Linked DNA regions of Homo sapiens: region 1 is linked to region 2. The links are chromatin loops, found by intact Hi-C in ENCODE. Cell type or tissue: endothelial cell of umbilical vein. All regions are shown on one strand. Each heading gives the region's core, and the rest is flanking DNA. Links, peaks and the distances in the headings are about the cores only.

What was found. A loop is a pair of places that touch in the nucleus more often than their neighbours do. Peaks named below come from ENCODE experiments on the same cell type or tissue, not always from the same donor. Only the 100,000 strongest peaks of a DNase experiment are listed, where the experiment ranks them.
Region 1: a loop joins it to region 2, with 17 times the contacts of the local background. A loop is called at or near these places in 25 of 110 quality-filtered maps.

Annotation. Positions count from the first base shown.
Region 1 is chrX:132,626,603-132,637,820 of GRCh38, reverse strand. It overlaps HS6ST2 (heparan sulfate 6-O-sulfotransferase 2), which reads left to right. Exons shown (of 5, transcript NM_001394073.1): 5 at 8,728-11,218. The coding sequence ends at 9,598. Among named protein-coding and RNA genes, the nearest start is that of HS6ST2-AS1, 35 kb to the left of the region's middle. In endothelial cell of umbilical vein, for the core only: a CTCF peak has its summit at 6,012 (motif pointing right); no DNase peak of the experiment used is centred there.
Region 2 is chrX:132,288,539-132,299,756 of GRCh38, reverse strand. The region is part of intron 2 of RAP2C-AS1 (RAP2C antisense RNA 1); the gene reads right to left. Among named protein-coding and RNA genes, the nearest start is that of RAP2C, 75 kb to the right of the region's middle. RefSeq lists an enhancer at 8,845-10,044. In endothelial cell of umbilical vein, for the core only: a CTCF peak has its summit at 6,777 (motif pointing left); no DNase peak of the experiment used is centred there; H3K27me3 peaks cover 157 bases.

The DNA of each region.
Region 1 (11,218 bases), core at 1,069-9,068, 340 kb before region 2:
TATATAAAATAATATATAATATTATATATATAAAATATTATATATATAAATATATAATATTTTATATATATATTTTTTATATATATATAGCACATATATATGCTACAGGTATAATAGAATGTTCACTCCTATTGATTTGGGATAAGAATTTGTTTCCTTTCTTAAATTAACTTTTTATTGATCACTCCTATGACCTTAACTGCTACGGGTTTTCTGGCCTTCTTCTATTAAAAAATGTCTTTGATATTTATTTCCCCTTTGAGTAGTGCAGGGAAAACCTTATCATGGCCTTTCGTGAACCAGTAGCCTCAAAGGAAAGTAAATGTTTACAGCATGATCCTCAGAACTTTGCTCAAGTAACATTCCCTGGACTTTCCCTTGATGGAAATGGGTGCCCCCAGGGTTTCTCCAAGGGGTAGAGAGAAGATAGGGCTTGCATCCGGGGGCACAGTTGGCTTGTCTACACTCTAGATACCACCTGGGATTTCTGAGAGACTTCTGATCTCTGAAGCCACATGCCTAGGACAGTGATTCTCAAACTCAACTGTGTGTATATCAGAATTTCTGGATGGGCTTCCCAAAATGCAGATTGGCAAGCCCCAGCCTCTGAGTTTCAGATTCAGTGAGTGGACCTGAGAGTGTGCATTTCTAACAAGTTCCTAAATGATGCTGATGCTGATGGTTCTGGGCTCACACTTTAGGAACCACTTTTTTAGTTAACTCATAGAATTAGAAGTCCTGGGCTTGTGCCCTAGCACCAGGATGGAAAGAATACCATTTCTAGAGTGAGAGAGACCTGGATTGAAGCCTGAACACACCTACTTAACTTGAGGCGTGACCCAGAGTCACATCATCTCTGAGTCTCAGTTTCTTCATTCTGGAAAAGGGAATAATAATATATGATTCACAGGATTGTTGGGAGTTAACGTATAAGTGTCAGGCACAGAGCACCCCCAGTTCCTGGCTATGTAGTTGGTGTAAGAAAGTGTCCTCTTTGAGCAGCCAAATGTTTACCCTTCATGGGGGTTAGTGAGTTCTTTCAGGCCTGGTTGAGTGTGCCATCCTAGGTAACTAGCAGACACAAAGAGGGTCTGCTAAAATAACAGGACTTCGGCCCAGAAATAGTTCTCTCAGGTAGATTGATTCTCAAGGGCTACTGGCAAGGTGTGATTTGGGGACAAGTCCTTGCCTGTCTCTCTCTGGGCCTCAGTATCCCCACCTTTAAAGTGAAGGGTTTGACCTAAATGATTTACTGTCTCAAAGGTTTCCTCCTGTTCTGACGAGTGTAGGACTCTGTGACTTAGAACTTGGGCACTTATTTCAGAATGGTCTATTAAAAGGAGAATAAAAAATAAGATTCTTGTTTTTAACCATTTAGTTATTTTTAACGTCCTTAAACTTTCCAGCCTTCTTTTAAACTGGGATACTGCACAAAAAGTCAGGGACAACAGCTAAATATAACAATGTCCTTCACAGCTACATCTCCTTAAAATGCTCCATTACAGGTATAAAATGGTATATCTGTTATTTCATAGTGACATCTAGTGGCTTTTCCTTATCAAAGAATAAGATACGCATTTTCCTATTTGCTCATCATAAGCTCTGCTGCTTCTCCTGCAGAAATTCATTCAACAATCTTTTATTAATTGCTTACTTTATGTCAAACATTGTGCTAGGCCCTGAGGATAGATACATGGTTCTTACCCTCCCAGAGCTCATAGTCCAGCGGAAGAGGCAGAAAAATCGCTTGACAATCCCAGCACATTGTGATACATGTTACAATGGGAGAACACCAGGGCGTCTGGAGCAGAGAAGGGGGTGCTTAACTCCATCCAGGGAGGTCAAGGAAGGTTTCGCGGAGGAGACAGTCTTTGAGTTGAGTTTTGAAAGACTTTGCCAGGTAACCTACAAAGGATAAATAGAAGCCATTCAAAAGAGTGGGCACTCCATATACAGAGGCAAAGCACCTGTGGAGTCACTGCCTGGGACTTTGATTTGGAAAATTCAGCATATAGGGTATAGAGCAAGGTTCCTCAACCTTGGCATTATTGGCATCTGAGGCAGGGTATTTCTTTGTTGTAGGGGGACTGTGCATGATAGGATATTTAGCAACATCCCTGGACTTGACTTACTAGATGCCAGTACCAACCCCCTCCCCAAGTCATTACAACCAAAATATCCCCAGATATTGCCAAGTGGCCCAGAGTTGGGGGTTTGGGGAGTGGAGATGGAAGATCACTCACAATTGAGAAAGACTTGTATAGAGGGAGCTCACTTGAGAAGGCTGGACAGAAAGAAAGGTGGTTGCTGGATTCCACAAGGCTGTCTGTAGCATGTGGAGGAGCTTGGCTTCATGTCATAGTTGATAGGGAGCCATTGGGAGGGCTTAATTAGGGAATGACAGGTCAGGTATGTGCCATCTGGGGGTGTGGAAGTGGCATGGGACTGGAGACCTGAAGAGTAGGACGGGATGCTACTGCAATGTTTTAGTAGAGAAGTGATGAAGGCCTGACCCCAGGCAGTGGTGCAAAGGATGGATTTCAGAGCTATTAGAAACTGGAAAGGACTTAAGCGAATGTTTAGCTCTTAGTAGTGAGGGGAGATTAGAGGAGTCAAGGATGGCCCTTTGGTTTCTTGCTTGGACAACTCTTTCATTTGTTGCTATTATTTCGACAATTGCTTATCAGTGACAGGAAAAAGTTGGCCTAAACTTGTAGACACAAAGCAGGTTCACTGTGCATTGTTTATAAACTTCTATGGGTTTGGTGAGACAGAACACACTCATAAGCAACAAGTTACATGAAGTGGGTTTATTACTTACAGATAGGCAGCAAGGGACAAAAGAAGCCTAGGATCCACTGTGAGATGGTTTCCCAAGACTCAAGAAAGCTGCCTGGGTGAATGAGTCTCGATTAAGCATGCCTCACTTGCACCATAGCTGAGAGACCCCAAAAGGCAGCCTTTCCTGAGTTATATACCTCAGGGGCCATGTGACTCATTTAGCAAAGCTTTGAAGGACATCCTGCTTCTGAGAGAAAGGAACAAAGGCTGGGCTGTCCCAGGCAGTTCCTCCCTATCTCAAGATGTTAGATTCTCCAGGAAGGACTGGAACAAGGCTTTTGCTGTTTCAGGCAGTTCCTCCCTATCTCAGGATACTGCACTCCCAGCACATTCTACAGTTATTCTTAAGAATGACAAGCAAGAATGAGGGGAGTATTGTGTTGGTCCAAGGCCACCCAGAGAACTGTCATTCAGTAGAAGGTGGTAAACCTTTAACTGTGTAGTGCCTGTAAAGTCACCATGGGCATACAGAAGCACCAATCAGCCATTCAATTAACCCATGTAACCCAATGGGGAGTCATGGCTCCAATTTAAAAATGTGACACCTTGTCATTTTAATTAGGTGATACATTTGGTCACAAGAAAGTCCTGTCCAATTACTACTAAGTGAAACAGGTGGCGTATGATTTTCCTGGGGCTGAACTGGCCTCATTCAGTTAAAATTCAGTCAGTCCATTCAGCGGCACCCTTCAGTTTCATGTCAACCTGAAGAAAGATTTCCAGCAACTATCAGAGACTTGCTCTCACCTGCATCTTGCTCTGTTTTGATCAATGCCTGAATCCAGGCATTGCCAACAGGAACAGGAAAGTATGGTGAAGATATTGGGGGATATAATCAGAATGTAGATGTCTTTTGACAGGCTTAGATTTCCTCCATCAAGAAGAGATTAAACAGGGCCACAAATACACTGCATCAGTTCCTGACAATATAGATTGCGTTCCAGCGTGGCATATATGTGAAAGTATGAAACAATTGAGCTTACTGTGTATCAGTGGTGTGGTGTGGCCGCCAAAATGGTCCATGTGATCTGAGGCCACATTAAGAGAAATGGTGTCAAGAATGAGGAAGGTGATAGGCTGTCCCTTCTTGTTGCTTGTCAGATCGTGCTTAGCAGGCCATGTTCCAATAAAGTGGAATGCACTTGCAGGCAGACAACAGGATAGCGGGGCCTTGAAGCTATATAGAGAATAGTTGAAAACCATTTTTAGCATAAAGAAGAGAAGCCCTGGGGTAAATGCTGTCTTCGAATATCTGAAGCCACACAAGTGGAATTTTAAAAAGGTCCCTAAATAGACCATGATGGTCTGGAAATTACCACTTTGTGCTGACCACTCCGTACCTTATCTTCAGCCCAGGTTGCTCTCTGAGTGCCAGATCTGTTCATTCAACTCTACTCAGATGTCCCGCAGGCACCTCAGTCCTTCCTCCAGAGCTCTAGGAGGCATCCTTAAGTCCTCCTCCTCTTTCTCCCCCGAATCCCTTTTGTCACTTTTACCCGCTAAATATTTCTCTAGTCTGCTCCTCCTTCTCTTTTGCCTTGTCTTCTGCAGTGGCCTCTTAACTAACTTCACGAATTTCATCTTCATATACATAATGATCTTTCTAAAACACAGACCTCATCATGTCATTCCCCTGCTTAAAGCCCTTCAAAGCCTCTCTGTTGCCTGCAGAATTAACTTTGAATGCTTTAATATGGCATCTGTGGCCTTTCACAACCAGGTCCTGGGCTCCCTCTCCATCTTCAATTCCTGCCACTACTCCTTCACTCCCCGGGAGGTTTTTTGATGCACGTTTCTCTTGCACAATAGGCTGGTTTATGCCTCTGTGCCTCTGCTCATGCTGATCCTTCTGTCTCATACTCCTTTCCTCTCTCCTTGACTCATTTTTTTTTTTTTTTTTTTGAGATGGAGTCTCACACTCTGTCACCCAGGCTGGAGTGCAGTGGTGATACCATGGTGCACTGCAGCTTCTACCTCCTAGGCTCAAGTGATCCTCTCGCCTCAGCCTCCCTAGTAGCTGAGACTACAGGTGTGCACCACCACGCCCACTAATTTTTCTATTTTTTGCAGAGACAGGGTTTCACCATGTTGTTCAGGCTGGTCTTGAACTATTGGGTTCAAGTGATCTGCCCACCTTGGCCTCCCAAAGTGCTGGAATTACAGGTGTGAGCCACCGTGCCCAGTTGCCTCATCTAATTCTTGTTTTTCAAAATAAAGCTGCAGAAACCCTTGTCTTATCTTTAGGCTAGGTTAGAAATCAGTGTGAGGTGTTTTTTTTTAATCATACCCTGCACTTGCTCCAAGCATTCATGGCACACACAATTGAAACACTTTCCCCGGGTTTCCATGTCTTATCCCTGTCTGTATCCCCAGTGCCTGCCATAGTGCCAGGCACACATTAGGTGCCAAGACTAAGCAAGTCTTGACCTGACCTGACCACTGAGGGAAAACTGGCCATGTCTCTGTTTGCCCCCGACCCCAGCTGCATTCCCCAGCGTGCTTCTCTGATATTGCCCTAAAAGCTCTTCCTTGGATATAATGAGCATCCTGGATTCTTTTTCTGACATAACCTCCAAGGTGTTATCTTTACCTGCCTTCCTACTTCCAACACACCATGAAATTCAGGAGACCCCTGGACCCTGGACACCTACCCTTCAGCAGATCTTTCTTTCTTTCTACACATGGAATATTTCTAAGCAGCATCAAGTGCTTTCAGTTGAGGCATTCTGGGTCCCCAAGGCTATTTGCCCTGGAAGAAGGGGGCTGTTGACACTCACTGAATCTCTGCAGGTTTTGTCATATGAGTCTAGGTGGCTGTTATCACCAAGGCAGCAGTGTGTGTATGTGTGTGCCCCTCTAACTTCTCTGCTGCAGTGAAAATCCCTACAGTGTAGACACTGAGGCTGCCTACGTTGGGCTGTCCGTATTTCTTAAGGGCACTAGGTGACCTTCAAGTTGAATGCATACTGGATCCACACACCCACAACATGAGAGACCCTCTCTGAAAGTCTGTCTCTGTGTTGCCTTCTCTCTATCCATGTTGGGGTAGGGGTGGTGCTTATGAAACATTGATTGTGTCATTAACCCTGGTGGTTGGGATGTATTTGCTCTGAAAGGCTAGGAACAATGTTTAGGAAGGAGAGCTGCAGACTTCCACTGTGGTGCACTCTTAATATTTACCAGAAGATGTCACTGTAGGCTTAAACCAATACAAGAAGTTAGGGCAAGAAGACTTCCAGCTAAGCATGAAGGTGACTCCATTTTGGGGGGTTAGAACACCGAGCAGCCCCCATTACAATGCATGCCTGGAAAAGCTGGTTGAAAGGTTAATCCAAATGTGTCACAGACCTTAATAAATTTCTTTTTTTTTTTTTCCAAATAATCAGACTAATTGCCACTAAACTGTTGCCTCAGGGCTAGCATAAAGGCTCAATAAGTATGCACTGAATGGATGAGTACTAAAGCTAGGAGTGGAAGGAGGGAACCCAGGGCTTTAGTAGTCATCTTTGTTGGTAAAGGCTACTGGAGAACAAAAGCTGCTACTCTTTAGCAGTGGCTTCTCATAGAGATGAATTTTAGTGGCACCAACAAGATCAGGTCCTAGGGAAAGTAGTGAGACAAGTGAAAGTGCTCTTGGCCCCTTTTCCATCCTCACTCCCAGATGCTTCTCCTGTGCCCAATGCTTGTTTCTTCCTGAAAAAATATATAAAGTGATTTATTTTAAGAAAAACCTTCCTGTGATTTTTTGCAAGGCACTTAGAAGATTATCCAGAGTTTTTATGTCATGAGGCATGTCCCTAGCTCTCTCCTTCCTCTTCCCCAGGATAGTTCATCAAGTAAGCAGTTAAAGAAGTTACTGAGATTCTGCTTTATGCCAGGGATGAAGGCCAATGTACAAAGCTGGAATGGATGGGATGAGGGCTATATAGAAGAATAGGACAGAGCCCCTGTCCTTGAAAACATAGTTTAAGTGGAAATATAAACAATTAATTGTAATTCAGTATCACACATTTTTGGGGGAGGCAGTGGGGTGGAGGGGTAGGGTCTCACTCTATTGCTCAGGCTGAAATGCAGTGGCACAACCACAGCTCACTGCAACCTCCGTCTCCTGGGTTCAAGTGATTCTCGTGCCTCAGCCTCCTGAGTAGCTAGGATTACGGGAGCGCACAACCACACCTGGCTAATTTTTGTATTTTTAACAGATGGGGTTTCACCGTGTTGTCCAGGCTGGTCTCAAACTCCTTACCTCAAGCAACCCACCCACCTCAGCCTCCCAAACTGCTGGGATTACAGGCATGAGCCACCGTGCCCAGCCCCAGTATCACAAATATTTTAACAAAGGCTAAGTATAGAAGTGCTATGGCAACACAGAGGAAGAAATGATAACTGGCAACACAGAGTGGGGTACATTTTTTCACAAAAGAGATGGTACTTGAACTGGTATTGAAGGATGAGTAGAATTTTCCAGCCAAAGAGGGAAGATCATGGCAGGCAGAGCAAGCACCATGTACAGGATAGAGGCATAGGAGATAGATTTCAGGATGCCTGAGGTGATGGAAGCCCCAGTTGGGAGAAACGTTTCCTCAATGAACATCAGCCAATATTCAGTTAAGCAGGTGGCTGAGCAGGTTCCCTGTGGCTCCTCATGTATGTGTAGAGAACAACCACTCCCTCAGATGGGAATGAATATTTCAGAAAAGTTGCAAGCCATTCTCCGGGTTTCCTTTAAGAAGCTAAATGCTAATATTCAATGTTTATTGTTGCTTTCTTTCCACAATATGCCCTTCTGTGGCCTCGTCCTTCATCTTCTGTACCTGAGTGGTAACCCATTTCTCATGAAAAGCACAATGACACGGTTCTCTCCTTAAGTATGCCTGATTGTATCATGGACTTGATGTTTCTGGGGCGTGTGCCTACCATGTATGGTGTGAGTGTGTTAACATGTGGTTTAAATGTTTGCTAGTCTGCTATTTGAGCAAAGAACTTTGTTTGAAGCCCTAAAGAGAAGACAGCCATACAGCAAAGCCTCCACACTTGCTGACATCCACGTGCCCTTTTAGTAGATAAGGAAAAGGGACATTTTGAAGCTGCTGATAGAGTTAAGTTTCCTATCCTGGGAATATTATCATAGGAGCAAAGGTGGAAACCAAGGTAGTAGCTTGCATACATGCCATTGGCAGCTACCATGTCTATTTCAGTCAGTGACTAACCACAGCGTTTATTGCTGGAGGCCCTGGGCTACTCTGCCTATCTCTACATTCCACTTCCATAATGTATGAGCCATAATATGACAACAGCCAGAATCAAGAGTATCATATCATACACTCTTTTAATGAGTTTTTTAAAAACAAAAAGATATGCAGATTAGACTGGATATTAGAAAAAATGCTATTGCATATTTAATAAGATTCGAATTTGAACCCACTTGTCAACTCCATTTCACTCCAATAAAGTATGTGCTTCCAATGAGTCTCCATTTCATGATCACTAAATGGTTTAGAGTGGGGGGCATGAAATAAAGTGGTTGCCTAGTTAGCCAATGGTGTCATTGGGAAGATTTTGTCTTTGGTTAGAGAGGGAGAAAAAGAGGGGAAGGGGGAACGAACGGGAGTGAAGCATGACAAGGTCAATGTCTGGAATCTAACCTTTTCATACCTGTTTTAGCTGAAGTATCAGCAAATTGGTTGAAAAAATTAGCTATCTCTAGGCTAGTGAGACTCAGAGAGGGGACTGCAGTACAGTTTACAGGACAAATGCCATCAGATCCCTGTCATTTTTGCTTTGCCTTCCTTTTTAGCCAGTGAACACCACATATGCCATGTACCTCCATGACTCCACTTATTTCGCCCATATCTCTGACTGTTGGTTTTTGTGCTTCATCCATAGGAACTTCCACTACATCACCATCCTCCGAGACCCAGTGTCCCGGTACTTGAGTGAGTGGAGGCATGTCCAGAGAGGGGCAACATGGAAAGCATCCCTGCATGTCTGCGATGGAAGGCCTCCAACCTCCGAAGAGCTGCCCAGCTGCTACACTGGCGATGACTGGTCTGGCTGCCCCCTCAAAGAGTTTATGGACTGTCCCTACAATCTAGCCAACAACCGCCAGGTGCGCATGCTCTCCGACCTGACCCTGGTAGGCTGCTACAACCTCTCTGTCATGCCTGAAAAGCAAAGAAACAAGGTCCTTCTGGAAAGTGCCAAGTCAAATCTGAAGCACATGGCGTTCTTCGGCCTCACTGAGTTTCAGCGGAAGACCCAATATCTGTTTGAGAAAACCTTCAACATGAACTTTATTTCGCCATTTACCCAGTATAATACCACTAGGGCCTCTAGTGTAGAGATCAATGAGGAAATTCAAAAGCGTATTGAGGGACTGAATTTTCTGGATATGGAGTTGTACAGCTATGCCAAAGACCTTTTTTTGCAGAGGTATCAGTTTATGAGGCAGAAAGAGCATCAGGAGGCCAGGCGAAAGCGTCAGGAACAACGCAAATTTCTGAAGGGAAGGCTCCTTCAGACCCATTTCCAGAGCCAGGGTCAGGGCCAGAGCCAGAATCCGAATCAGAATCAGAGTCAGAACCCAAATCCGAATGCCAATCAGAACCTGACTCAGAATCTGATGCAGAATCTGACTCAGAGTTTGAGCCAGAAGGAGAACCGGGAAAGCCCGAAGCAGAACTCAGGCAAGGAGCAGAATGATAACACCAGCAATGGCACCAACGACTACATAGGCAGTGTAGAGAAATGGCGTTAAATGGCTCAAAAAGGCCTGTACATACTTCTCCCAAAGCGCCACTGAAAAGATGGCATAGCTTAAAAGATGAAAGTGTCCAAACACATCCTGCTTCCTTCATTGGGGAAGTTTTAAAAAAAAGTTTAGATGTTGCCTTTACAGTTGCCTTTCAATTCAGTGTTATACTGTGTGTAGGTAAAACAAATCTCAATATGGAATTAAATTGTCTTTTTGGGGTTGGACTAAATATGAAATCCGAAAGCCAAACCAGACTCACCAGAAATTGCTGTTTAGATATTTTAAGAAGTTCTTAAATTAGTTATGGAGACAAAGTGAAAACATAAAATGTGACCATTTAACTTATGGCTAAGAAATGGACTTTAAATTATTCATGATACACTGTTAAAACCCAATCTTGGAATCAAATATTTTTTCCAGGGGTGAGAATAAGTATAAACATAAAGCAACTAAAATGAAACATAAAACCTTTTATTTTCTTCTGATTTTAACAAGGAATCTATTTAAATAGAATAACAACTGATGGTGAATCTTACCGAGCTGTAGAAAATAAAAAATTCCTCTCCAAACATGGGTAGTTTTATGTCAAAATATTGGCTTTTCAAGAACAGGACTCATATCTTGATATTTAAGAGATGTTTAAAATTTTAAACTTTTTCTACCTTCTACTGTTTAAAGGTTTTACACAGGGTGTATCTCACATTAAACAAAACACCTTTTTTTCAAAATGAAATACCAATGTAAAGATCTAATTTCCAGGCGCTTTCAGGGCACTGTAATTTCAACAATACTGGAATCATTTTGGCGCTGCTTCTCATTCATTTTAAGGCTTCTCTGAATTGTGCTCATTCCAAATTAACCCATGTATAGAATCTTTCTTCATCATCTAAATGGTGTGTTGCTGAAGTTATTGTGGTATATAATCCTGGATTAAAGTCAGGACTTTCTTTCTATAGAATTATTTTATCAATATTTGTGTAGTGAGGTCCTAATCAAGAAACTTGAACAGGATAATGTGTCTAAAAATATTGCTGAAGTTATTCTTGATCAGATAGAATTTAACCTAAAATGTGAACTCTTACTTACTTTTTGTACATCTCTATTGTAATGTTTCCAGTTGGGCCAACTATTTCTAGCCCTTTAGTTCTTTTTCATGTTGACAGATTTGTAGACAATTACAAAAGCCAAAAAAGGATAAAATAAGCATTAGGAAGGCTAGCCAGTTATTCAATAGCACCTTGATAATGTGGGCAAACCCTTCTACAAAGTTTTTGTTTTGAAAAGAGCAAAAGTAAAAAGTGTTCTGTAGTGAGGTTACATATCAGGAACATATGAGTTGAGCAGAGTAATTTGGTAGTGTAAGTCGATGCAAAAATACTTCTATGGTACCTATTACAAGCTGACCAAGATAAAAAGAAGTATGTAACCCACTGTGCTGTCAAGCATCATGATTCCGGGCAGTTTTCATTTTACTGTGGATTTTGCTATACTTATGCAAGGACTTACACTAACCTCCTGGCTGTAAATCAAACAAGGTGACTGAAAGTGGCATTTATGTTTTCACAAGGGACATGCTTAGAAGTGTGACCATAAAGTCACATCTTGTACAATCTGCTCATGTGT
Region 2 (11,218 bases), core at 1,830-9,829:
GAAAGTTATGTATTTTGGAAAGCAGGTCGTTGAGTGACCAAAACCAATTATTAAGACAAAGTTCAAAAGTAGAGATTGGTTGCTCAGCTGGGAGTTATGAAAGAGACAGAGATGGACTCAAAAAGGAAGATTCTAGCATATGGAGTAAGGTAGAACATCAAAATGGTACATGCACCAGGGTAGATTTACCACATAGCTAATTAACCTTAAAGCTTCTGGGCCCTTTTCAAGCAACCTTTCCAAGGCCCTGGGAATTATTATAGCACTAGTCATGTTTTTGTAAAATTTGCAGAAATAAAATAGTTTAACTTGAATTAGTTAAGACTACAGTTTTCCATTTCAACTTCCCCTTCCATCATACTTCCACTAGTGTTGGGTGGTGATGGAATAGCCATGGGAAATCTTAGGATCCTTATGACCTACTTAGATCCAGTGAAACCCCCTGGTAATTTTCTAAGTATGTCCTGTTAAAAGGAAGGAAATTAGGGAAATCTAGGGGAAAATGTCAAACTCTGAACTACCATGATGAAGTTCTTTGGGGAGGAGACACCAAACTATACTCTGGGGAAGGTGTCAAGGGCCTCCAGTCAAGTGAGACATGAGTTTGCCAATATGAAGGGACAAAGACAGTGGCCATTAGGGAGAAGACTAAGAGGGAAAACAGATCCTGGATAGAGACAGAGAATATCCCTGTTCTGTATGTGTCCTTGGTGGAGCCCATGGATGCAGAGGGTTTGCAGCTAAATGAACTATATGGGACAAGCTCCAGAGGAAGCATAATGAAGAAGCTGAGATGTTGTTAGAAGAGCTTTCCTGAAGATGGACCTCTGCTTCTGATTAAGATGAGTATCAGGGACCAGATTTCATCTCCCACTTGAAATAACCAAAAAGTTAGAAAAAATATATGATACAACACTTTTCATGAGTGTATATCAGGCAATGAAGAGAACTAATCCCCGGGGTATGAAAAACGAATGCAGTAAACCTAGGAAGGGGAAACCCAGGTAGAGTCTGACAGACTTCTTGAGCTGAAGAGATGGAGCTGATAATCTGGGGTGACTAAGAAGGCTGGAGTTCAGAACAGAATACCAGGAGAGGGCTGCATAGAGAGGGAACTTGAGAAATCTATAGAGGGTTCCTCACAAGCATTCAGCTGAGTACTAAACTGCACATGTGAGAAAACTACCTGATATTGAGGGAAGAACCACCCAAAAGGATCAGAAGTAACTGCACTTAGCATTCATACAAGGCTAGGAGTAGTGCCTGTTCCCAACCAGCCAGATTGGAAAACCTCATAATTCTAGGGCATTGGATAGAGTACTCAGGAAGGCCTTGCCTCAGTTATAAAGACTATTTAGCCATAGACTGAACATTCTTTCAGACCTGCCTAATAGATTATAAAAGCTAGCCTTGAAAGGATCAAAATATTTTTGAGTAACTTAACTGCATCCCAGAACGAAGGTCTATAATATTTATTAGAAATACAAAAACATCTAGCATACAATGAGGTAAAAGTCACAATGTCTGGCATCCGATAAAAGATTATCAGTATGCAAAGAAGAAGGAAAGAATGATCCATAATGAGGAGAATAACTATATTAGAATTAGCAGAGAAAAGGACATTGCAATAGTTTCTGTAATTGTATTTCATATATTCAAAAAGTTCAGTGAAGATATGAGTGGTATAAAAAAGACCAAATTGATTATAAACCAGGGGTTCTGTGTTTTTACAATTTTAAAAAATAAAATGGGCCAGGTGCAGTGGTTCACACCTGTAATCCCAGCACTTTAGGAGGCCGAGGCAGGCAGATCACTTGAGATCAGGAGTTTGAGACCAGCCTGGCCAACACGGTGAAACGCTGTCTCTACTAAAAATACAAAAATAAGCCAGGTGTGGTGGTGCACGCCTGTAATCCCAGCTACTCAGGAGGCTGAGGCAAGGGAATAGCTTGAACCCCGGAGGCAGAAGTTGCAGTGAGCCAAGATCGTGCCACTGCACTCTAGCCTGGGTGACAGAGTAAGACTCTGTCTCTAAACAAATAAATAAATAAATTTTTAAAAGACCAAATTGAACTTCTAGAGATGAAAAATACAATGTCTAATATGAAAAATACACTGGATAGAATGGCAGAGTACACATTGCAGAAGAGATTCGTGAACATGAAGATATATTAATAGAAACTATCTCAAGTGAAACAGAAAAAAACTAAATAAATAGAACATCAATGAGCTTAGGAAAACAACAAGTGGCTTAATACACATGTAATCAGATCCCCTGAGGTGGGGGGAGCAGGGGCAGAAAAAATATATTAAGGAATAATAGCTGAGAATTTTCCAAATTTGATGAAAACTATAAACCCACAGATCCAAGCAGCTCAATTAACCCCAAGCCCAGGAAATATGAAGAATAGTAGAATCGGGCACATCATAGTCAAGTTGTCCAAAACCAGTGACAAAGAAAAACTCTTTAAAGTAGCCAGATAAAAGAGATATGTTATGTTCAGAAGAACATATATATAGGTGACAGCAGATTGGAAATTATGCAAATGGCAAGACAGTGGAGCAACACCTTGCAGAGGTTTGGAAATAAATCTATCAAAAATTCAGGGGGCTTCTACCTCAGTGAAATGTTTAGGGGCTAAGTGGAGTAGGGCATGTGGAGGAATCCCTGCGAAGGTAAAAAACAGATTGTTGCATCTTTCTCCTCCAAAAAGGAGGCACATCGCCTGGTGGGCCTCTTTGGATTTCAACGTATTCCTTATTTGAGTGTATTACTCCAGCCCATTTACTGAGTGACCCAAAAAGCTGCTAGTTTTGAGTAGGGCCCAGAACAAGGTCCAGGCTGGTATGCAAGTTGCTCTGCCAATTGGGCTACATGATCCAGCAGATCCAATGGTGCCTGAAGGATCAGTGGCAGATAGGAATGTAGTTTGGAAACCGTGTCAGGCCCCATAGGTGAATTGCTACACAAGGCTCTTAGGATTTTGGAGTAAAATCTTACCACCCTCAGCAAATAACTACTCTTTGGAGAAAGAGCTGTTTGTCTGCTACTGGGCCTTAGTAGAGACTGAATGCTTAACCACAGGCCACCACATTACCATGTGACCTGAACTGACCATTATCTGACCCACCAAGCCATAAAATTGGGCATGCACCAAAATACTTCATCATTAAATGAAAGTGATATTATTCTTGATTGGTCTGAACAGGACCTGAGAGCACAAATAAGTTACACGAAGAAGTGGCCTAAATGCCCATGAGCCTCATTCCTGCTACACTATCTTCTGTCTGTAAGCTTGCAGCTATGGCCTCATGGGGGAGTTTCCTATGATCAGGTCATGGAGGAAGAGAGGACCCAGACCTGCTTTATAGATGATTCTGCATGATATACAGGCACTATCCAAAAGTGGACAGCTGCAGGACTACAGCCCCTCTCTGAAACATCCCTAAAGGACATTGATGAAGGGAAATATTCCCAGTAGGCAGAACTTGAAAAAGTGCACTTGTCATTCACTTTGTTTGGAAGAAAAAATGGCTAGACATTATTATACACTAATTCATGGTCTGTGGCCAATAGTTTAGCTGGATGGTCAGAGACTTGAAGGGAACGTAATTGGAACATTGATGAGAAAGAAATTTGGGGAAGAGGTATGGGATAGATCTCTATGAATGGGTAAAAAAATGAAGATATTTGTGAATGCTCATCAAAAGGTGACTTCAGCAGAGGATTTTAATAATCAAGTGGATAGAATCACCCATTTATGGATACTAGTCTCTTTCCCAGCCACCTCTGTCATTGCTCAATGGGCTCATAAACAAAGTGACCATGGTGGCAGGAATGGAGGTTATGCATGGAATCAGCAACATGAACTTCTATTCAACAAGGCCAACTTGGCTATGGCCATGGCGGGGTGTCCAATCTGCCAGCAGCAGAGACCAACACTGAATCCCTGATACAGTGGCAGGCTGATTACATTGGGCCACTTCCATCGTGGAAGTTTTGTCCATACTGGAATAGACACTTACTATGGATAAGGATTTGCCTTCCCTGAACACAATTATTCTTTCAAAACTACCCTCTGTAGACTTACAGAATGCCCTATTTACCATCATAGTATTCCACCCAGCATTGCTTCTGATAAAGGAACTCACTTCACTGCAAACTGGCTTTTTAAAAACTCTGTTACAGCACCAGCCAGCTGGCAATACCTTGTAGGGCAAGGGGAAAGTTCTCCAGAAGGCTGTATATGCTCTGAATCAGCATCTTCAGATGGGGCTGTTTCTCCCATAGCCAGGATTCATGGGTCCAGCAATTAAGGGGTGGCAAAGGGAGTGGTACCACTCACCATCACCCCTAGTGATCTACTAGCAAAATTTCTACTGCCTCTTTTCATGAATTTATGGTCTGCTGGCCAAGAAGTCTTAGTTCCAAAGGGAGGAATGCTTCCGCCAGAAGACACAACAATGATTCCATTGAATTGAAAGTTAAGGCTGCTGCCTGGCCACTTTGGGCTCCTCATGCCTCTGAATCAACAGGAGGCAAGGAAGGGAGTTATTGTGCTGGCTGAGTTGATTGATTCTGAATACCAAGGAGAAATTGAACTATAACTCCACAATGTAGGTAAGGAAGAATATGTCTGGAATACAGAGGATCCCTTAAGATGCATCTTAGTATTTCCACGCCCTGTGATTAAGGTAAATGGAAAAGACAACAAACCAATCCAGGCAAGACTACTAATGGCCCAGACCCTTCAGGAATGAGGGTTTGGGTCATGCCTCCAGGTAAAGAACCACAACCAGCTGAGGTGTTTGCTGAAGACAAAGAAGATGCAGAATGGGTAGTAGAAGAAGGTAGTTATAAATTCCAACTACAACCATGTGACCAGTTACAGAAATGAAGACTGTAATTGTCAGAGTATTTCCTTATTTCCCAATGATCCCTACCCCCAGTGGTCCATTAGGTGGCTCCATAATATTCAGGCCTAGATAATCTCTAAGGTCCTTGTGAAGGAAAAGAACACCGTGTATTGAGTACCTACTGTGTCAGGTTGTATACTAAGCAGAGGCTAAGAGGAAAGATATAGCATTCTGTGGGGACGAGAAGACAGCAAATGGCGGGAAGAAAGCCAGATGGAAGGTGCTGAGGCAGAGGTATCCACTGTATCCTGGTAGAAAGACCTCAAGCCATTTGGGAGTATAAAGGGAGAGTTGAGAAGGGGAGAGGGTGGCATTGCTTGGCTTTGAAATGTGGCTGGCCAAGATGCTTGGGCACTGATGTGCTCTTGACAATTTGAAAGGGCTCTTGGATTGTTCCTACGTTCAGACTGCTTTTAAAGAGCTGTTTTGTATGGAGGCCTCTTTCATTTGCATGAAGTCATGCTCACCTTCTATAGGTGTTTCTCAGCTGTCAAGAGCTCTCCAAACCTTCTGGAAAGCCCTTGTGACAAAGGAAGTTGTGGGATGCAGAGGCCAGGTGCTCAGACTCCCATGAGTGGGTGGAGAATGGAAATAAAATGAATGAAATGGGTTTAGGATTGGAGAATGTCCAGGTCACTCTTGATTGAATCACTAGGGAAAAGCTGTAGTGGAAATAAGCCCCAGACTGATTTTTCAGCTCTACTTCATCTCCCTTCTGCTGGGCCGGCAACATGAGACTAATGGGGAAAAGCACGGCAGAGCAAAGAGGCTACTTCTTGGGGAATCAAACATAGCAGAAAGTTACCACCGTAAATAGAAAATAGATTGAAAGCATTTGAAAGTTTCTGTTCAGCATTACCAGGAATTAGCCTGGCATTTAAGAGCCTGTACAGTACAGTCCCAGCCTATCACTGAGTCTTATCTTTTACTTCTTATTGACCCCTACCCTCTACTTGTCAGGCCTACTTATTAGGCCTTGATCCCTGAATAATAATAATCTTTGAATTTCTCATCTCCCAGCTTCACCTTCACCCCCACCCATTGCCTTGTTTTCTCTTAGAGCTGTTGTTCCTCTGAATCCCTGTACCACTTGCCTACATTAGCATTTTTTCTTAGATTACCTTATCACACAATGCATTTATTCTTTTTCATTGTGTAAAAGTCTATATTCCCACCTAGATTCTAAGTGCCTTGAGAACAGGCACCATGTCCTATACCTCCTGTCTCCCTCCCCTTCCTCTATTGTGCTAGATCCACAATTAATGGATCAAAAATAATCTTCTGGTTGTTTTGTTGATTATTACAAGTATGTCATGAGATTGTCCCATAGGATTCTGCCTTGAATTTTTATATGGCCTTGAACAAGTTTCTGCTCCTGTCTTTGCCTCAGTTTCTCTATCTGTAAATGATTGGATTGGACTCGACGACATCTAAGAGTTCTTCAAGCTTTGATAGCAGATGATTCTACAAGTCCATCCTCAAAAAGAGGAAAGAGAATTGATCCAACTTACTAACAAAGCTGGGGAAGGAGGAAATATATTTGCATAAAAAATGAAACCAAACAACAAACAACAGCTGAAGGGGGAACAAAAGGGAATCTAAGGAATCTAAGGGCTAGGAACTTGTGTGAGAATTGAGGTAGAGGAAAACGCTAACCCTCTTAAAGAACAGGCTTTTCCAGCCCTGGGTGCTTTACAAACATGAATTTTCTTCTATCATGGAGAAAGAGATCCAGCTAAGTCTAGCACTTGTGTTAGCAACTGGTTGCAACGGCCTAAAAGCAGAATAATCAAATGAAACTCCCTACCACTCAGCAGTCAGGCACTCATGAATGCCTAGACCGAGTTAACAAAGTTCCCAGACACTGCCATCTAGTGGCAGTTCAGAAATATATTTGTGGCAATTCATCCTTGCATTCTCTGATGGAGCTGTCAGCATTTTGGAGAAACATGAACCAACCCAAGGATGAAATATTGGGCTAGTGAAGAATGAAAAAGTCCCCCGAGGGAAAGCTCGATAAGGAAACTAGGAGAGACAAAGACAGAGAAGGACAAAGACAAGGCCAAAGCAAGTGAGACAGAGCAAGACACAGTTATTCATGAAGCTAGGTGAAACTTTCACTGAAAATGGGGTAGGGAGGGGGAATTAACACAATCACTCAACCTGGCCCAGCATCTCAATCATAGCTTTAGAGAGATGGTGGTGGGAGCAGCTTCTGATATGCTTTATGTGCTTTTCTCCTCTCTTGTTCTCAATTTCTCCCCAATCCCACACTCTTTTACCTTGTCCGTATGTTCCTTCCCACATGATCACTCCATACCCAACTCCCTAAAAACAAAAACAAAAATAAAACAACAATAACGAAAGACCTTCTTGGGGTTGTAGATAAGTATTAGAGACTATGGATGATCACATGTTTGTTTTTAAAAAAAGTAATACCAAAGACGTCTACAGGTCTCTGGATACATCTCTACCTAAATATAAATGTGAAAGATCTTTTGTCCCATTACGTTTGCAGTGTTTTCTTGCTCCTGAGCTCCAGACCTACATTTCCAATTGCTTATGGGGCATGTTCATTTGGATATCCTCTGACTTTTCATCATTAAAATTTTCCCAAAACTGTCCCCCTCCTCACTTCTCCCCACACCCTGTCTCCATCCTTTGCTCCTCATTTCTTTGTCTGGTCCTTCAATCTCCCTAATGATTGAGACCACAAATCAGTCTCCCGCACCCTCAATATGCTCTAATTCTCCCTGGCATTAAGTCTTTGAGACTTCCTTCAAAGTTATATCTCTAAGATATCTCTTATTTTCTGTTTCTACATACACTGTGCTGGATCTGACCTCATAACCTCTCAACTGGAAAACTGAAATGGTTGTGGTTTCAGCATTTGTTATAGATGCCCAATTCATCCACTTTTCTTCATCTGCATTAGCAACAACCCAGTCACAGCCTCCATCATCTCTCTCACCTGTGCTACGACAATCATCTTTTGATTGGTCTCTCCACCTTCAAACTTATCCAACAAAGGATGTCCTGCATAAATAAGCATACCTTGAAGATATTGTGGATTTGCTTTCAGACCACTGCCATAAAGCAAATATTGCAATAAAGTGAGCAACATAATGTTTTTGGTTGCTGAGTGCATATAAAAGTTACATTTCGAAGTTCTAGCCACAGCAATCAGGCAAGAGAAAGAAATAAAGGGCATCCCAATTGGAAAAGAGGAAATCGAACTATCTTTGTTTTCTGATTATATGATCTTATATCTAGAATACCCTAAAGACTCCTCCAAAACACTTTTAAATCTGATAAATGAACTTGGTAAAGTCCCAGGCTACAACATCAATATAGACAAGTGAGCAGTACTGCTATGCACCAACAATGACCAAACTGAATGACAAATCAAGACTCAATTCCTTTTACAGTAGCTGCAAAAAATAAAATACCCAGGAATATACCTAACCAAGGAGGTGAAACATCTCTGTAAGGAGTATTACAAAACACAGCTGCAAGAAATTGTAGATGACACAAACAAATGGAAATACATCCCATGCTCATGCACTGGAAGAATCAATACGATGAAAATGACCACACTGCTCAAAGCAACCTACAGATTCAATGCAATTCCTATCAAAATACCAACATCATTTTTTCACAGAATTAGAAAAATCCCCTAAATTCATATAGAACCAGAAAAAAGTCCAAATAGCCAAAGCAATCCTAAGCAGAAAAACAAATCTTGAGGCATCACATTACCTGACTTCAAATTATACTACAAGGCTATAGTAACCAAAAGAGCATGGTACTGGTAAAAACGTAGACATGTAACTGATGGAACAGAATAGAGGTCTCAGGAATAAAGCCACATCTTACAACCAACTGATCTTTGACAAAGCATACAAAAGCATAAATTAGGGAAAAGATATCCTGTTCAATAAATGGTGCTGGGAAAATTGGATAGCTACATGTAGAAGAACAAAACCAGATCCCTATATCTTACCATGTACAAAATTTAACTCAAGATGGATCTAAGAACTGATACCATTAAAAATCTAGAAGAAAACCTAGGAAAAACTCTTCTGAACATTGGCCTAGGCAAATAATTTATGACTAAGACCCCAAAAGCAAATGCAACAAAAACAAAACTGAATAAATGGGACCTAATTAAACTAAAAAGCTTCTGCACAGCAAAAGAAATAATTATCAGATAGAAGCGGTTCCAAGATGGCTGAATAGGAACAGATCCAGTTTATAGCTCCCAGCGTGAGCGACGCAGAAGATGGATGATTTCTGCATTTCCAACTGAGGTACCGGGTTCATCTCACTGGGGACTTTCAGACGGTGGGTGCAGGACAGTGGGTGCAGTGCACCAAGCATGAGCCAAAGCAGGGCGAGGCATCGCCTCACCCAGGAAGGGCAAGGGGTCAGGGAATTCCCTTTCCTAGCCAAGGAAAGGGGTGACAGACGGCACCTGGAAAATCGGGTCATTCCCACCCTAATACTGTGCTTTTCTGACGGTCTTAGTAAACGGCACACCAGGAGATTATATCCCACGCATGGCTCAGAGGGTCCTACACCCACAGAGCCTGACTCATTGCTAGCACAGCAGTTTGAGATCAAACTGCAAGGCGGCAGCAAGGCTGGGGGAGGGGTGACCGCCATTGCCGAGGCTTGAGTAGGTAAACAAAGCGGCCAGGAAGCTCAAACTGGGTGGAGCCCACCACAGCTCAAGGAGGTCTGCCTGCCTGCCTCTGTAGCCTCCACCTCTGGGGGCAGGGCATAGCCAAACAAAACGCAGCAGAAACCTCTGCAGACTTAAATGTCCCTGTCTGACAGATTGGAAGACAGCAGTGGTTCTCCCAGCACGCAGCTTGAGATCTGAGAATGGACAGACTGCCTCCTCAAGTGGGTCCCTGATCCCCGAGTAGCCTAACTGGGAGGCACCCCCTAGTAGGGGCGGACTGACACCTCACATAGCCGGGTACTCCTCTGAGACAAAACTTGCAGAGGAACGATCAGGCAGCAACATTTGCTGTTCACCAATATTCTCTGTTCTGCAGCCTCTGCTGCTGATACCCAGGCAAACAGGGTCTGGAGTGGACCTCCAGCAAACTCCAACAAACCTGCACCTGAGGCTCCTGACTGCTAGAAGGAAAACTAACAAACAGGAAGGACATACACACCAAAACCCCATCTGCACATCACCATCATCAAAGACCAAAGGTAGATAAAACCAAAAAGATGGGGAAAAAACAGAGCAGAAAAACTGAAAATTCTAAAAATCAGAGCACCTCTACTCCTCCAAAGAAATGCAGCTCCTCACCAGCAACGGAACAAAGCTGGATGGAGAATGACTTTGACGAGTTGAGAGAAGAAGGCTTCAGACGATGAAACTTCACCGAGCTAAAGGAGGAAGTTCGAACCCATGGCAAAGAAGTTAAAAACCTTGAAAAAAGACTAGACGAATGGCTAACTAGAATAACCAATGCAGAGAAGTCCCTAAAGGAACTGACGGAGCTGAAAACCATGGCACAAGAACTACGTGAAGAATGCACAAACCTCAGTAGCCAATTCGATCAACTGGAAGAAAGGGTATCAGTGATGGAAGATCAAATGAATGAAATGAAGTGAGAAGAGAAGTTTAGAGAAAAAAGAATAAAAAGAAATGAACAAAGCCTCCAAGAAATATGGGACTATGTGAAAAGACCAAATCTACGTCCGAATGGTGTACCTGAAAGTGACGGGGAGAATGCAACCAAGTTGGAAAACACTCTGCAGGATATTATCCAGGAGAACTTCCCCAATCTAGCAAGGCAAGCCAACATTCAAATTCAGGAAATACAGAGAATGCCACAAAGATGCTCCTCGAGAAGAGCAACTCCAAGGCACATAAAGATCAGATTCACCAAAGTAGAAGTGAAGGAAAAAATGTCAAGGGCAGCCAGAGAGAAAGGTCAGGTTACCCACAAAGGGAAGCCCATCAGACTAACAGCTGATCTCTCGGCAGAAACTCTACAAGCCAGAAGAGAGCGGGGGCCGATATTCAACATTCTTAAAGAAAAGAATTTTCAACCAGAATTTCATATCCAGCCAAACTAAGCTTCATAAGTGAAGGAGAAATAAAATACTTTACAGACAAGCAAATGCTGAGAGATTTTGTCACCACCAGGCCTGCCCTAAAAGAGCTCCTGAAGGAAGCACTAAACATGGAAAGGAACAACCGGTACCAGCCCCTGCAAAAACATGCCAAATTGTAAAGACCATCAAGGCTAGGAAGAAACTGCATCAACTAACGAGC